Linked DNA regions of Mus musculus: all the other regions are linked to region 1. Evidence: chromatin loops called from intact Hi-C (ENCODE). Cell type or tissue: heart. All regions are shown on one strand.

The links. Hi-C counts contacts between places; a loop is a spot of excess contacts. Peaks named below come from ENCODE experiments on the same cell type or tissue, not always from the same donor. Only the 100,000 strongest peaks of a DNase experiment are listed, where the experiment ranks them.
Region 2: a loop joins it to region 1, with 7 times the contacts of the local background. A loop is called at or near these places in 29 of 42 quality-filtered maps.
Region 3: a loop joins it to region 1, with 10 times the contacts of the local background. A loop is called at or near these places in 24 of 42 quality-filtered maps.
Region 4: it touches region 1 in a loop (2.4-fold over the local background); 2 of 42 quality-filtered maps call a loop at or near these places.

The regions. Positions count from the first base shown.
Region 1 is chr1:86,438,479-86,442,478 of GRCm38, reverse strand. It overlaps Gm32700 (a long non-coding RNA gene), which reads left to right and starts at 954. Exons shown (of 2, transcript XR_387214.2): 1 at 954-1,359. In heart, CTCF peaks have their summits at 1,819 (motif pointing left), 2,812 and 3,770 (motif pointing right); DNase peaks (open chromatin) are centred at 338, 768, 1,788 and 2,588; H3K4me3 peaks cover 2,885 bases; H3K27ac peaks cover 3,690 bases.
Region 2 is chr1:86,530,890-86,534,889 of GRCm38, reverse strand. No RefSeq gene overlaps it. Among named protein-coding and RNA genes, the nearest start is that of Ptma, 6.3 kb to the right of the region's middle. In heart, CTCF peaks have their summits at 973 (motif pointing left) and 2,336 (motif pointing right); a DNase peak (open chromatin) is centred at 2,319; H3K4me3 peaks cover 1,104 bases; H3K27ac peaks cover 1,349 bases.
Region 3 is chr1:86,499,458-86,503,457 of GRCm38, reverse strand. No RefSeq gene overlaps it. Among named protein-coding and RNA genes, the nearest start is that of Ptma, 25 kb to the left of the region's middle. In heart, CTCF peaks have their summits at 1,670 (motif pointing left), 2,290 (motif pointing left) and 3,358 (motif pointing right); DNase peaks (open chromatin) are centred at 997, 1,687, 2,087 and 3,357; H3K4me3 peaks cover 755 bases; H3K27ac peaks cover 2,510 bases.
Region 4 is chr1:86,580,248-86,584,247 of GRCm38, reverse strand. Pde6d (phosphodiesterase 6D, cGMP-specific, rod, delta) reads left to right here and starts at 1,463. Exons shown (of 5, transcript NM_008801.3): 1 at 1,463-1,948. The coding sequence starts at 1,899. Cops7b (COP9 signalosome subunit 7B) reads right to left here and starts at 1,327. Exons shown (of 8, transcript NM_172974.3): 1 at 1,152-1,327. In heart, no CTCF peak of the experiment used is centred here; a DNase peak (open chromatin) is centred at 1,657; H3K4me3 peaks cover 2,077 bases; H3K27ac peaks cover 1,816 bases.

The DNA of each region.
Region 1 (4,000 bases):
CCGGAGTCACCACGCTCCGGGTACCGCCACGCACCGCGGGCTCACGATGTGTACCCGGCTGGTACATGCGGGGCCTTGCGCATGGCCTCTTGATGGGTGGACGAAACCGCAGCAGCGGGTCGCAGCGGCCACGTGGGGGGCGCGCACAGGCCCCGCACTGGCGCGACGCGCCCGCACACGCTCTAGTATGCATATGATCACTTACACGCACGTGCACCCAGACACGCGAGCGGCCTACAACTCCCAGGGCAGAAGGAAGGAAACGGTTGGACCGAAGGGAGGAAATGAAAGAGGCTCGTTAGGGCGCCACGGCTAGACACAGGAACCTCAGAGATGCGGGAGGCGGGGGTGGGGAGCCTTTGAAGAAGCGATTTTTAGTGCACCCCCCTCCACCCCCCAATTTTAGAGATGCCGGCTCCGGGCCTCCCACAGCGGGACGTGCCCAGTTCCCGCCTCCGGGCTAGAGTTTCCCTCTCGTGCCGGCCGCTGCCCAGCCTAGTCTGGTCTTGTAAATTTGGCTGAGATCTGGAGAGGCAGCGCCCCAACAACCACCCCTCCTCTCCCATAGAAAAGAAAAGTGTTGGTGTAAGATGGACCCGTTGACTCTCAAACCTTTTCCAATTTGGATTTTTTTTTTTTTTTAATGGAGGAACTGAACTCGGTGGTGGGAGGTGGCAGAGACTGGTCTCGGTTCATATATGTCCTCTTGTTTATTTGTGCTGCTGCCTCTGCCTATTATGGGGTGAGGGCGCTGGGCGGGGTGGGGGGTGAAGGAAGAAAGGGTCACACAACAGCACGTGGCTATGGTGGCCTAGAGTCTGCTTCTAGAAGCAGAGAAACCCATGATTTGCCTAAGTGAAGCTGCGTGTGTGTGTGTGTGTGTGTGTGTGTGTGTGTGTGTGTATAGGAGGAGGGTGTGTGTGTGTGTGTGCGCGCGCGCGCATGTAGGAGGAGGGTGTGTGCGTGTGTGTGTGTGTGTGTGTGTGTGTGTGTAGGAGGAGGGGGCGGTTCCTGGGAGGCAGAGGATATAGAAGTAGGAACTCAGGGCTTCAAAACATTTAATTAAAAAACAACTGGGTAGTGGTTCGTTATCTCAGACCTTGGGGTGCAGGGGGATCGAGGAATTCAAAGCCAGCCTTCCTGACAAAGCCTGAGCCTAGCTTAGGCTGCAAGAGACCTCGTCTTAAAAAACAAAACAAAACAAACAAACTCAACCCCCCCAAACTAATCAAATAACAAAAAGAGGCTGCAGTTGTTTTGCGGTCAGACTCCACTCTCGGGAAGACTGTCTGGTCAGTTCATGGTCCAGTACCACAGAAACAGACAGGTGCACCCGACCCCATCGGATCCAGCGAGTTGGTAATTTACTTGTGATCTTTGAAACTGACCTTCTTGGTGTTCTCTCCCCAAAGCCCCCCCCCCCCGTCTTTGAAACTGACCTAGCGTATCCCGTATTCTCATATTCGCTCTCTGTCTTTTGTCTCTGTCTCACGTACGCGCGCTCTCGTGCCTCCTGTGTAAACTAATTTTGTCCAGTCTCAAATTACTCATCAGTAAAATGGGTCCAGCGTTTATGGTACTGAAAGCGGGTGTCAGTTTTCCTTTGGCCCTGCTTTACCTCTCATTGGGACAGGGATCAATAATTCTCACTTCCATGGCTCTTCCCTGATCACTCCTCAAAGTCCTAGGGGCCGCCTCCTCCCCCATTCCGGTTTCTTCTGTGCAAGGGCGGGAGTGTGTTTGGCGTGGAGTTGCGGTTAGTGTAGCCAGTAGAAGGAAAGGCTAGGGGAGTAGCGCCCTCTGCTGGACAGTTATAGTAGGGTCTACTCAGTCCCTGAAGAGAGGCCAAAGCTAACCTCATGCGTGAATGCTGGAGGGCTTCAAGCACAGTAGGGCTCCATTGACCACGTCCCTTGTGCCTCGGTTTTCTCTCGAGCAGACCGAAAGAATGCTGGCTCCCCAGAGCAGCGTCACCAAGATCAGTGAACTTGCTATTTATAATGGGCTTTACAGTTTACAAAGGTTGCTGCCTCTGGGCGGGACGGCAATAAGACAGGGAATCATTTTGTCTTGTTCAGGGGTGGTTTGGATTCTACCGCCTTCATCCAGCTGTGTAACCAAGGCAACGTTCAAAACACTGAATAACCAGTAGGACAGGCGTCAGCCAATCAGAACAGAAAGAAACCCAGATCTCTGTACCTGCTCAAGTTCTGGACTAACGTCAGCCTTATTGATTCTGACTTCTCCAGTCTACTGTATGGGATTTAGATGGTAACAGTATCTAGGGCTTTTGAACACTAAATGCTTGTAATGGCTTGCCACAGTGTCAGACACACCTAAAGCACCTAGTAGGGTTTAGCCTAAGTGATTATGCCTCCTTTCTGTGAGTGGTGAGTCACTTCGGAGTCAGACTCAGGGTGATTGCCACTCTCGAGGGAGATTTGCCAGCTGATTCCACTGTGTGCGTTCAAGGCCCAACCTCTGCCTCCCCCACCCCTGCTTCACGCTGAGAACATCTCCCTGTTGCCCCAAACACCTCTGTAATTGAGCCTTTCCTCCTGATTCTGCTCCTGTCCCTCTCCTGCTTGGCTGTCCCTGCCCCCACCTCATCAGCTAGCCAGTCACTTCCCATAGCCCATCTCTCTCAGATAACTCTCCCAGGCTAGAAAGCTCAGAGCTATCTGGATTCTTGTATCCCTTTGGTTCTAAAAACAGCTGCCCTCCTCTGCTTGCCTGGATAAAATAGTTTCCTATCTGCCTGTGGCCTCTGGCCATCTGCCCATTCTCAGCACTTCTGCGGTATTCATCCCTCTACCTTGGAGGGAAGCCTTCAGCGCTTCCTGCTGGTAGATCCAACAGAATCATCACCGTTAACATTTCCTAGTTGCTCCTCGCAGTAACTCTGTAATAACCCTCCACTAAGTGAGTGCTATCTCAATGATTCATCCCAAGATTCTTTAGGTACCTCTGCCATTATCCACACTTTGTAGAGGACACAAGCTGGAAGCTTCAAGAGCTAAATAACTGGACCAGAGTCCCTCAGCTAGGAGGAGGCAAAGTCCTTCTCTCAAAAGACTCACCTGTCCTAATTCAGCTGTGGTGGACAGTCCCTGGTAGAGCCTCCTGGTGTTTCTTATAACCTCTAAGTCCAATTTTCACTGTATCCAAGGACTCCGTTTCAGCCCTTTGGTCCTCTGTCTGCGTCTTCCTTCCCATCCTTGTTTTAGCTTGGGATGTATCTTCTACTCCCAATCAAAATCTTGCTCTAGCTTAGCTCAAGGGCGACTTGCCTTTTGCCCCGATTCCTACATCTGTTGGACGGTGGTGGTTTTCTCTGGGGCCCTTGAGCAGCTCTGTCCTCCAGAGCCCCTGATGCTGCTTGGAGACAGGGTCTGTTGTAGTCTTGGCTGGCCTGGAACTCAGAGATCTTCTTGCCTCTTCTGAGTATTAAAGGCCTGTGCCACCATACCTGGGCTTCCACCTTGCTTTTGAGGCAATGTCTGTCTTGTTTTTGCCCCTGCCCTTTGGATGTGAGCTTTCCTTTGATGAGAGATACTGTACCACCTCCCATCTCCCAGCAGGAGGGCTGGAATTACAGATTCAAGCCACCCCATCCAGCTTTTTCTATGGGTTCTGGAGATCACACTTAGGTTGCCAAATGATTTTTACCAGCTGAATCATCTCCTTGGTCCCCTTCCTTTCTATGTGTTGGTGTTTTGCCTGCATGTCTATGCCTGTGTACCATATGGGTACCTGACTCCCACAGAGGCCAGAAGAGGGCATCAGATCCCATGAAACAAATGGAGTTTCAGACAGTTGCGAACCATCATGTATGCTGTACATGGAAACAGGGCCCTCTGGAAAAGCAGCCAGTGCTCTTAACTGCTGACCCATCTCTCTACCTCTTTTTTGTTTTTGAGATCGATGTCTGCAGTTGGTGTGGAATTTGCTATGTAGACCAGGCTGGCCTCAAACTCACAGAGATCCACCTTCCTCTCCC
Region 2 (4,000 bases), 92 kb before region 1:
CCAGAGAAAATGTCCTCTACCTTACCTTGTGTTGCCTTTCTCAAGCAGCCTTTGTCTGTCTTTTTTGATATTGTTGCTTGTTTTTCTTTCTTTCTTTTTTTTTTTTTTTTTTCGAGACAGGGTTTCTCTGTGTAGCCCTGGCTGTCCTGGAACTCACTCTGTAGACCAGGCTGGCCTCAAACTCAGAAATCCACCTGCCTCTGCCTCCCAAGTGCTGGGATTAAAGGCGTGTGCCACCACCGCCTGGCTGTTGTTTGTTTTTCAAGACAGGGTTTCCTCTGTGTAGCTCTGGCTGTCCTGGAAGTCACTCTGTAGTCCAGGCTGGCCTAGAAATCAGTATTCCACTTTCTCTGCCTCCATAGTTCTGGGATTAAAGGCAGTAGCCCAGCTTTTTTAAAAGGAAAAAAAAAAAAATCGGGAGGCAGAGGCAGGCAGATTTCTGAGTTTGAGGCCAGCCTGGTCTACAAAGTGAGTTCCAGGGCAGCCAGGACTACACAGAGAAACCCTGTCTCGAAAAAAAAAAAAACAAAAAACAAAACAAAAAACAAACAAACAAACAAACAAAAACAAAAAAACCCAATATTTTTGAAGAAAGAATAAAATAAAAATAACTGCTTAAAAATGAATACATTAGGGCTGGTGAGATGGCTCAGTGGGTAAGAGCACCCGACTGGTCTTCTGAAGGTCCTGAGTTCAAATCCCAGCAACCACATGGTGGCTCACAACCATCCGTAATGAGATCTGACTCCCTCTTCTGGAGTGTCTGATAGCTGCAATGTACTTACATATAATAAATAAATAAATCTTAAAAAAAAACAACTCTTAAAAAAATGAATACATTAGGTCTGAAGAGATGGCTCAGTACTTAAGAGCACTGGCTGCTGCTTTTCCAGAGGGCTGGGATTCTCAGCACCCACACTTCTGCTCACAACCATCTGTAACTCCAGTTCTGGGATAATCTAATGCCCTCTTCTGGCCTCTAGAGGTACTACAGACAAATATACAGGCAAAACATCTGTATATATACCAGGGCTCCCTCCGTGTCTTGGGTCATGTGCCAACATTGAATCACTCAGTCCAGACAGGACCAAGTCTAAGTCTAAAGTCTAATGTTCTACCTCTATCTGGCCTGACAGTTATAGGAGGAACCTTCTCCAGGAGGGAAAGCAAACACTATTTCAGGCGGTTCTCACCGAAAGGATGGAGTGTCTCAAGTGACCAGCTGGCATTCCTTGTTACTATGGGAGCAGTTCTGACGAAGAGCCTCTGGGCACGCATGCTCCAAGCTGGATCTCTTATGCTAAGAACTTCATGGGATCCATACCAGCCACCAGCTGGCAGCATTCTCCGGGTAATGTACTTGCATACTATTCACCCAGTACATGAGCACAGTGGATCAGATGGCCTTAACCCCTTTCAGCTATTTCCCAAGCTACACATCTATAATTCCTACAATGCAGCCAAGACTAAGGTATCCTGAGAGGAGGGTCTCAGGTGACAGCCTTGCACCCTTCCCTGGCTGTCCCTATTCTTGTGGTGAAGACAAGCTGGCCTTGGTGCAAAACTGGAATACACTGTATCAGGACTTGGCTGCTATATACATTTGTCAGAGGAGACCAGGCCTGTGAGACCAGACCAGACTGAGAGAAGCCGCAAATAAAACTGGGCACGGGGGTTGGAAAGATGGCTCAACGGTCAAGAGCACTGACTGCTCTTCCAAAGGTCCTGAGTTCAAATCCCAGCAACCACATGGTGGCTCACAACCATCCGTAATAAGATCTGATGCCTTCTTCTGGGGTAGCTGAAGACATATTTACATATAATAAATAAAAAAACCTAAAAAACAAAAACAAAACAAAAAACCAAACTAAACAAAAAACAAAAAACTGGGCACAGGGCTTCTATCTCCATGAGAAAAAAATTCCACCAGGAGGGGACCACAGAGAGGTGAAGCAGGCAAGGCTGGCCCATTTCTAGGACATAGGTATTGACAATCCAGATAAAGTTGGGGTGACCCCAGGAGGGCAATGTACACACATGTACACTGCTGGCAACATGGCATGTAATTGCGATGTTGGTCCCCTGTGGTCCCCGAGGGCCGCTCAGGACCCATAATACTAGAGGTACCTCTTGGGACTTCAGCTTTACGTCTGGGGAAAGTCTCCCCTCCAGAAAAATAAAGGACCAGGTCCTTGGGGTTGGCTGTCCTGAGGAGATAGCATAGGAAATGACACTAACTCCACAGCAACAGAGGCTCCTCCCCTGGACCCAGCCCTTTGAAGGGCTCTTTCCTAAGCCTAACAAATCTTGTGTCTCTACAGCCCTGTAACCACCAGAGGGCGCCCATCGCTCACGAATCTTCCAGAGTCCCTTTCTGGGTATCGGCAAAGCCAGCAGTAGAATCTTGGTGACCCTAAACAATTTGGAAATGTCCCCAAGCAGTTAATTGTGTGCTAGGCTAAGGACCGGGTGAAAGTATACTCCGATAAGGGTGGTAGTTCCCAGAGCTAATCGTTAGAGAAATAAGGACTCAACAGCTTGAATAGGATGTAGGCTCAGGATCTGGGTGTCTGACTCAGGATACTAGGAAGTCAACAGTCATTCATGCTATTGTCCCCATTCTCCAGAAGATTAAGGCTCAACAAGATTCACTCACTGGCTGCCTATTTACATGGCTACCAAGTCTATATTGTCCACAGGGCTGCAGCCTCAGAAAACAGGATTAGCCGCGACTAGCTCCATGCACAGCTGTTACAAGTGGAGCTCACAGCCCCTCCCCGGCTTTAGAGACCGCCCACTCCTAGACCCAGGTGTTTCTGGGAACATACCAAGGTTGACCCCAAGGTTGACCGACTGTCCGGGGATGAGCCAGCACAGAGATGATTAGGCCCAGATTTCTACTGAAGCCCCAGACTTTGATCCGGGAGTTTGAACAGCCCGGGCAATATGCAGAGCTAAGTTACAACCACAGCACACTAAGTCCTCTCTGCACCAAGGAGGGAAGACGAGGAAAGGTCGGGGCTTCCAGGTATAAGGGGGTAGACAACAGGGGCAGGTCCTTGTATATGAACCCATTTCTCTCCCACCCTTCTCCAGCCTTTGCTCTCCCTGTGCACTGCGTCAACTCCACATTTCCCCATCTCCCTTCCCAGGGAAGGTTCCACTTCTTTCCCGTCTTTAGTGGGATCCAGGGTCTGAGATTGTGTTTGGTTGTTTTTTGAGGCAGGTTTCTGTATAGCATTAGTTGTTCTAGAACTCGGAACTGTAGACCAAGCTCACCTCAAAATGCATCCTACCTCTGCCCCCCAGTTAAAGATATGCAATGCCATGCTAAATTTTAAATGCTCACTAGTTTCTACTCCTAGGTATAATCTTTGTGGTCCTGGGAACTCAGCCCAGACTGCCTGTGTAACTCAGTACTCATCAAAAAACTGTGGCCAACGTTCTTCAGTCTCCATTCCCTGCAGTTCACCCACCCACCAATACCTGAAATTCCTGGGCATGAGCAAACTAGGAAAACCCATTCTCCATAAATTCAGCCAGCCCAGTCTGTAAACTCTCCCCAACCTTTAGATTCAGTAGCTAAAGCGATTCACATTCAAGGACTCACATTCTTGGACTCCAACCCCTCAAGGTAGCAAAGCACCCCTACAGGATGCTCTTCTTACTCTTCTAAAGAACAAGTCGCCCACCCTCCTGCAGTGCCTGTAAGGGACTTGAACAGTCACTGTAAAGCTAGAGCTTGCCCAGGTTAGTCATGGGCATAGACCCTTCAGGACCTACAGGCTTGGCAGGCGAGCTAACACTAGGAGCCACTAAACAGTATACTAATTACATGGACAGCAGCCAGAAGACTCACAACTTGGAACAAGATGACTTGGCCTGTGCCACCAAGGGCTCTGTGTACAGCACATCTCTCCAGTTTATGCCTGGGACTAGTGGCCTAAGTCTCAGGAAGAAATGTTGGTGTCACAACAGTAAAGAACCTCTCCCAATGCCC
Region 3 (4,000 bases), 61 kb before region 1:
TGTGCTGGGGCCCTCTTTGTCCCCACTTCGTCTGCCCAGGCACGTCCCATTCCACCCCCATCCTTCAAGAGCCCCAGGGCCCGGTCTTGCTGGTTCCCCTCTTCTCCCCGTACACCATCCCCCCCTTCCCGGTAGGAACCTAAAACTGGACTCAGGTCAGGGTACCTTGCAGGCTTGGTGACCAGTCCTCTAGAGTCCTCTTGTACAGGGATCATAATCCACTAGAGGCAGGCAGTTTCTCCACAGCTGGCCACCAAGGGCCTGATGGTGCAGGGGTGGAGGTCGGTCGGGGAGGAACTTTATACCAAAACTCCTTGAAGAAAGAGAAGGCCAGGGAGACTCAAATTGGTGAGTTAGATCCCCAGGACTCACTCATATAATGAAGTTAGAGAACTCAGAAATTGTCCTCTAAACATGGTCTCTATAGTGGGTGTGTGTGTGTAAATATTTGTAAAAAATACGCCTTTTTTTTTTTTTTTTTTGGTATAGAATAGAGTTTATTCAGGTCATCGGAGGGGAGTTAAAAGGCTAGTAGAGGCAGAGGAGAGAGTAGAATAGTAGAGGCTTGCCGTGACCACGTGCTGAGGGGGGAAGGGAATGGGGAGGGAGGGAGCAAGAGGGTAAGAGCAAATAGGCTCTTTTTAAACCCCAGGGCTACTCCATGCATAAGATGTGTATGCCTGTCTAGCCACACACAAGCCCCTTAAGGCTGTGGTTCCTCAGCTGTGAGTGAGATGTGGGGTTGTGTTCCAGGCTGCTGTGAAGATTAAGTGGGATCCTGAGGAGGGATCTTTGTTAAAGGGAAAGCCTGCAATGTGCTCAAGTATGCATAGGTTACCAGAGCCCAGACGCATGCGAGGAGCCAGAGCCCAGCAGCCAGCCAGCCAGCCAGGGTGGGCCTCAGCGCCTGACCTATCTCAGAGGGAGAGGGTGCCAGTAAGAACTAAGCCAAGTCCCATGAATAATCCCTGAGCCCCTCAACCCTAACAGAAGGAAGCCGGGGTTTGGGCTCCTCACACCATTTCCATGCCCTCTAGGTTAAGTGGTGGGGCAGAGGGAAGGGGCTCTTTCCAGGGTGCCCGGATGACAGGTCTAGACGCTGCACACATCACGCCCCTACCCCACCCGCAGCGCTCTCCGCTCTCCTTCCGCCTCTAAGCTCTGGCAGAAATGCCCGTCTTCCCCCCCCCCCCCCCCCCACGTCCCTCCAGTTTGCCTCCCCTAGCTTCTCAAGGCTCTCTCCTCCCAGGTGCCACGGGATTATTATTGAACCATGTCTTGAGCACCAACATTACCTAACACACACTGTAGCCAGGATGAAATGAAAACTATATCTTGTCCCTTCTCTAATAAAATGCTCTGAACTGTGCGCTGAGGTGCACTCCTGTGATCCAAGCATTTAGATGGCAGAGATCGGAGGACCAGGATCCTTGAAGCCAGGATGGACTAAAAAAGACTATTTCAAAATACCTAAAATGAAGGTCTCGAGTCTGTCAATGTCTCCAGTCTGTACGTATGTGCTTCCCTCAGCCTCCTAGCCATCTTTCCTCCTCCACCTTCCTTCTCTGTCACAACATTGGGGTTAGTGCGCTTTTAGACATGTCTAGTGGAGTAAGGTTTTTGGATGGAGGCTGAACTGGCCGGATTTTTTCAATGCTCAACCGCCCCCTGGTGGTCATTTTGGGCATTGCAGGCCTTAGCAATCTTCAGACTGAGTTCAGAAGACAGCCTCAGGGTAGGGAAGGTAGGAGGTTACCTGGCAGTCTGCCACTCTAGAGGAGGGAGATTCCAGAGCTGTGGCCCTACAGGCTCTTGGATCAGCATGGCTTTTCACCTCCCTTTTCACCAAGATCCCCTTTAGTGTGTGTGTGTGTGTGTGTGTGTGTGTGTGTGTGTGTGTGTGTGTGACACAGGCACACTTGTGCACATATGTACTTGTGTGAACTGTTCCCCGTGCACAGGAGGCCAAGTGTTCAACTGTGTCTGCACGGAACAGATGGCAGCAGCAGATTCCGCCTTCAGAAGATGTTCGTGTGGGTGGAGCTGTGTGTGATCAAGCCAGCATCCATGTGTCTGTCCCCAGCCTCTGAGCCTGTTACCAGGCAGGAACCTGAGTCTGAGAATGCTGAGGCCTGCCTGCCCTGCCAGGAAGCTGAATGAGGCCTGCAAGCCTGTCACTGGAACAGATCCAATAGATTGCCATTGGTTCTAGGGGGTCTAGGAAGACCAACACCTAAGTCCTAAATCTTCTTGCCCGCCCCCTGCTGGTGACAGACGGAGGCTGGCTTTCTCCCTTACCCTCACAGTCCATAGGTACCATGTGTTAGATGTGACTGGCCTGTCATTGTTCACACTCTATTCCTCCTGGGCACCTGCTGGACATGCTCCCAGGATAGGGAGTTCAAGGCATATGCCCTTATTTGTGAGTTTAGACATCTGCCCAGTCTCCTGGTTGTTTAGTCTGTTTGCCCGTGATTGATAGTAAGCTGCCGTGAAGGGAAGCCTGAGCCAGGTTCTGGGAGTTCTTAGACAAGGAGTTCAACTGCTTTTATCTGCTGCCTCACTTGCTAGTTGGAGAAACCAGAGTGCATGTCTCCTGGAAGTCGAGCCAGGTGTGGTGGGTGGTACATGCCTCTGATCCCAGCACTTGGGAGGCTGAGGTAAGAGGATCTGGAGTTCAAGGTCAGCCTGGGTTACAAAGTGAATTCCAGGCCAGGTCAGCCTAGAAAATAGCGTGAATAAAAATAAATAAATAAATAGAAGAAGGAAGGAAGGAAGGAAGGAAGGAAGGAAGGAAGGAAGGAAGGAAGGAAGGAAGGAAAAGAGCTGAGCCTAGAGCTAGTACAGGCCAGTAATCCTAGGTACTTGGGAGTCTGAGTCAGAAGGATCACTGATTCAAAACTGGACTATACAAGGATCACTAATTCAAGACCCTGTCTCTACAGTCATTAAAAAGGTCTAGAGATACAGTGCAGTGGAAATGTATTTGCCTAGTATGTGTGAGACCTGGGGTTTAATCCCCAAAAACATAAGAATGAAGGATGAGAGCCTTGGGTTGAACGTGGCCATTCTCACTGGGCTCTGCCCTGTGCTTCCCATGCTCATGTCTCTGTGTCCTGTGACCCATAGCCACATATAAGACCGATTCCTGCAGCTCTGGGACTAGCAGCAGTTTCCCGAGCTGAGAACGATGTACAGTTCCTGGGTTGCTGTCTCCTTTGCTCCATGCAGACAACAAACACAGACTTGACTTCCTAATATCCAAGCTGCTCTGGGTAAGCCCAGGTACTTAGGGGAGTGAAGGGGCCAGAAGTCTGAAGCAAGTTCTCTCCAGCTTCCAGCCTTGGCATATTTGGCCACCTGGGGGAGCCCTCTGTCCCCTTCAGTCAGAGGAGTGGAAGAGGGGTGTGTGGAAACAGGAACCCATCTGTTGTCAGCCCCTACATACGAGACTCTGAATGAGGATACCTAGCAAGAACCAGGCCTGAGAAGGGTGACTTTCTTGGGAGCCTTGGCATCACAAAGAACATGCAGCAAGCACCTCTAAATGTGATCAGGGAGAGAAATTCAATGAGGCTGGGACCCCCAGATTCCTGAAGCTCTGAGGAGCTCACCCTTGGTTCTTTGGCCTTGTACTGCCATTAAGATGATTGAAGGAATCACTAAGATCCTGTCTCAAAAGTCCTAGGTAGAGACCCGGAGATACAGCTTAGTTAGTAAAGTGTTTAAATGCAGGTCTGAGTTTGACTCCCTAGTACCACATAATCTGGACCTGTAGAACAGGTCTATATAGTCTCAGCATTTGGGAGGTGGTGGCAAGATAATCAGAAGTTTAAGGTCATCTTCAGCTACATAGTATGAGGTCAGCTTGGACAACATGAGACCCAGTCTCAAAACAAAACAAAACAAAACAAAACAAAACAAAACAAAACAGGACCCAGGTAGAGGGCTTGCCTAGCATGTGCAAGGCCCTGGATTTTCTATCCCAAACACCATTTCA
Region 4 (4,000 bases), 140 kb before region 1:
ACAAAAAACCAATTCCTCATGCTGTGGTGACCCCCATCCCTAAAATAATTTTCATTGCTACTTCAGAACTGTAATGTTTCTACTGTATGGATCATAATGTAAACATTTTTGGAGATAGCGGTTTGCCAAAGGGATTTTTGACCCACAGTTTGAGAACCACTGCTTTAAGTTCAAATGTCATTTCCACCATGAAGTTTTGCCAGCTGTTAAAGGCACGTCACCAGAACCTCTAAGGCATTCTCCACTTGATCTTGACTAAAAGGCCAACAAGTAATCCTCTGTGGCATTCTGATATCTTTTCTTTTATGCCACTTGTCAACTCCATCTTGAATCTCCTTATCTCCCTAATCAGTTATGTATCTTCTGAATAACAGTGGCCTATCTTTTACTTAATTCAGTACCCAACCAAAACCAAAAACCAAAACAAGGTTTGTTGAGTTACTTGGAAGAAAAACAAACAAAATGGGTGGGTGATCAAATGGGTGGAGTGGGAACAAGAACAGGAAAGAAGGCCAGAGGAAGGACACAGGCGTCTCCAAGGAAACAGAGGGTTAAACCAACTTTATCTACTTTCTGGGGGAAAAACAATCATTAAATGTCAACTTGAATGTCAAAAAAGCAAATAAAAATAGCAAGACCTATCTAGTCTGAGGATAAAGGACTGTCACACCAGCTCCTTTCAGGAAATCCATGAAATAAATGCTTTCCTATTTTCTGGGTGTTTCAACACTAGTTCAGAAACTGTTCATTAAGGAGAAAAACAATCACATTGCCATGCTTCTAAAAATATTACCTCCCTAGTGTAGTGTAGATACTAGATGACAGGTCAGTAGATGTAAAGCCAGATTTTAACTGTGTCAATTTGCTGTGCTCTCTGGCCAGTCTCTGCCTCACCGGGTCTCTATTTCCTCATATTTAAAAACAAAAGATAAAGAGATTGGATTGGCAAAATCTTTTAAGTCTTCCTGTACTAACATTGAGTATAAACAATCTTTAGCTCACCCAGTCCAAAGCAGAAATATAACATAAACCCTGCAAAACAAGTAAAAATGAACTCCAGACTAATAAACTAACACTATTTGAGGAGGTCATTTTGTTCTGTTATCTCTCGTGGCTTAATATGTGGTTTTGTTGGTGGTTTGCAGTCTTACCATGGTTTGCAGACTCCTGAGTTCCATGTAAACAGAAGTTAACTGTCGGTGGGTTGTCACGTCTCCGGGGTAAAAGAAGACCTTCCTGCTGGGTTTCAAGTAACAGGATTCAGAAACCAACCCCATAGGAGGATTTCAAATATGTGCACACTGCTCGGCACACTGGAACCCAAGTTAAAAAGATGGAGCGCATAGTATGCTGGGACTTGTAGTCCCTGGCCTCTAATGGTGCGCTGGGATCGCCTGTGCTCTCTGGGATGCTGGGAAATGTAGTTTCTGCCACCTTGTACAGTGCAGCCTGCCATAGTCTCAGACCACTAGTGTGCCCGGCAACAAGAGCAGGCATCTCAAACGCCTCTGAAGATTTCAAGCCATCGCTCCTCTGGGACAAACTCTAGGCAACAACACGAAAGAAAATTCTGTCCTCCGGGACTCTCCAAGAGGGCCTTTCCCACTGACGCTCTCCGTCCCCGAGCGAAGCCGCTGAGCGTTGCTATTGGCTACTCAAGATGCCAATCGCCAAGGCTGGCTTGTCATTGGTTTCAAGGCGGGAGCTCCACGACTAGAGGGAAGGAGAAGGGATCAGGAGCGGGAGCTGAGGGGAGGGAGAGGCCGGTTCGGGTCTGGCCGCCACCGCTGTTCACCTGAGGTGTCCGGCCGGGCTGCGGCTGTCCTCGGTTCCTGGGTACCGTCTGCGAGGCCCCGCGGAGCCAGCGTGGGAGGGCCGCGGGCGGCAGGCGCCGCATCATGTCAGCCAAGGACGAGCGGGCCAGGGATATCCTGAGAGGCTTCAAACTGTATCCGCCCGGGAGCAGGGGCGGGGCTGGGAGGAGGCCGTGGCTCTAAGGAGCCAGGCTTTGGCAGGGGCGTCAGGTGGGCACCGGGGAAGAAGGGCTACGAGAAGGGGCAGGAAAGGAACTGTGTGCCGGGCCCCCGGGAGGGACCGCGAACGGGAGGCAGGCACAGGGGCACCCTGAGGGAGAAAGGGGACGTTGATGGAGCCTGGGGGGGGGGGGGGGCGGGGGGGAGGATGGAGGTGGAGGAGCCCCGGGACCTGGCTACTGCGAGAAGAGTTCCCATTTGAAATTAGGGTCCTGAAGGCCGGGAGGCCAGAAGGGGGCTGCAGTCCCCACGCAGAGGCTGAGGGAGTGCAGCAAGCTGGCCTCCTAGCCTGCCTAGGAGCGACTTTGGCGGGAAGCCCAGGGTGGGAGCAGGAGAAAGTGACTCCAAGCAAGTGACCTTGTATGTGGGGGATAATGTACCCCATCCCACCCCACCACACACACATCCGTCTTGTTTTCACAACTTTTCTTCCTCACTTGTGGCTTCTTATAGGGCTGGAGTAGTGGAGAGGTGGGGAAAGAGAAATTAAAGACGGACCCCATCTTAACACTTTGTTGGCCTTTGGAGCATTAACATCTCAAGTTCTCTTTCCAGCGAGATGAGAAATAGGAGGTGTGTGAGATGCATGAGGTACTTTGGTTTTGAACCGACTCCCGGCAAAATTATCTTTGGCATTGCTGAGGTTAACGCTTTATTATGGTGAAGCTGTTCACAATTACTTGATTGTGTTGAGGACACCATATGATATCAGAATTCGTTGTTTCGGTGGACTTGGTGTTGAATGCCTGTGATCCCAGTACTTGGGAGATGGAAGCAGGGGGATCCAGAATTCAGGTCATCCTCAGAGTTTCATAGAGTTCAAGACCAGCCTTAGTTATAGGAGACCCTGCTTCAAAAAGGAAGAAAGTGAGAAGCCAGAGGAGGAAAAGAAACCATTGCTTCAGGCCTGTTGTAGCTACACTGTGACTTTTGCAACCTCTTTATATAGAGAGAGAAAACTTCGAAGCGTTTGTTTTATTTTGGAGACAGGGTCATACAGTGTAGCTCTGGCTGACCCAGAACTTGATGTGTAGACCAGGCTGTCTACCTGTCTCTGCCTCCTGAGTGCTGGAACTGTTAGAACTCAGGGTGTGGCCAGCACCTTCAGCTAGAAGCTGTGTGTTTTGATGGACTATTTGTCACCATAAAATGCAGATGAAATATATTCCAGTTTTACATTCTGTTGACCTTAATCTCTGCTGTACAATATGGAATATTCCTAAGTGCCTCCCTTTGTGGGATGTAACCATCATTTACCCAGCTCCTGCCTCTGGAGGTTTAGGCTTCCCTAAACTGGTTCTCTGAACAACCTGTTGCATTGTCTCAAGACCTGTTTCACATCTTCCAATATCTAATTGCTTGGCTATGGTTAGAAACTAAGGTGAACGTAAATTCTAGAATTCATACAAGGCATGATTAAATCATGGTTATAACCCCAGCACTTGGTGACTGAAGCAAGAGATTGTCATGTGTTCAAGACCAATCTAGGCTGACTCCAAAAAAAGAATGAATCAAAAACAACACCACAAGAACCACGTACCACTGTGTGAACAGTGGTGAACGGATAGACTGGAAGCATAAACGGGGTCATGGGTTTCTGTGGCCCCAAGGGGAAAAACCAACCCAGGAAGTTTTGGGTGCAAAAGGAAAACCCTTCAAGTAAAAACTATACCGAGGTTTTGTGGGGTTTGTTTTTGAGTGTGAGCAAGTAGGGTGCGTTGAGAAGTGAAGAAACAGCTCTCTGCAACTGGCAGGGATTGGAAAGTGAGTCGCCCTGCTGTGCTTTGTAAACACAGAAGGCTGTATCTCCTTACACACTGACATTCAGGATAAACCCTCAGTGGCTTTCCATAGTGAAGTTTAGTAACAGACTCTTCTGTAGTTCCCTGTCTGCTTGGGATAAACGAATATAGCAGGAAACTGTGGATTTTGTCACTTTTACTCTTGACATGAACCTGTTGAGATAA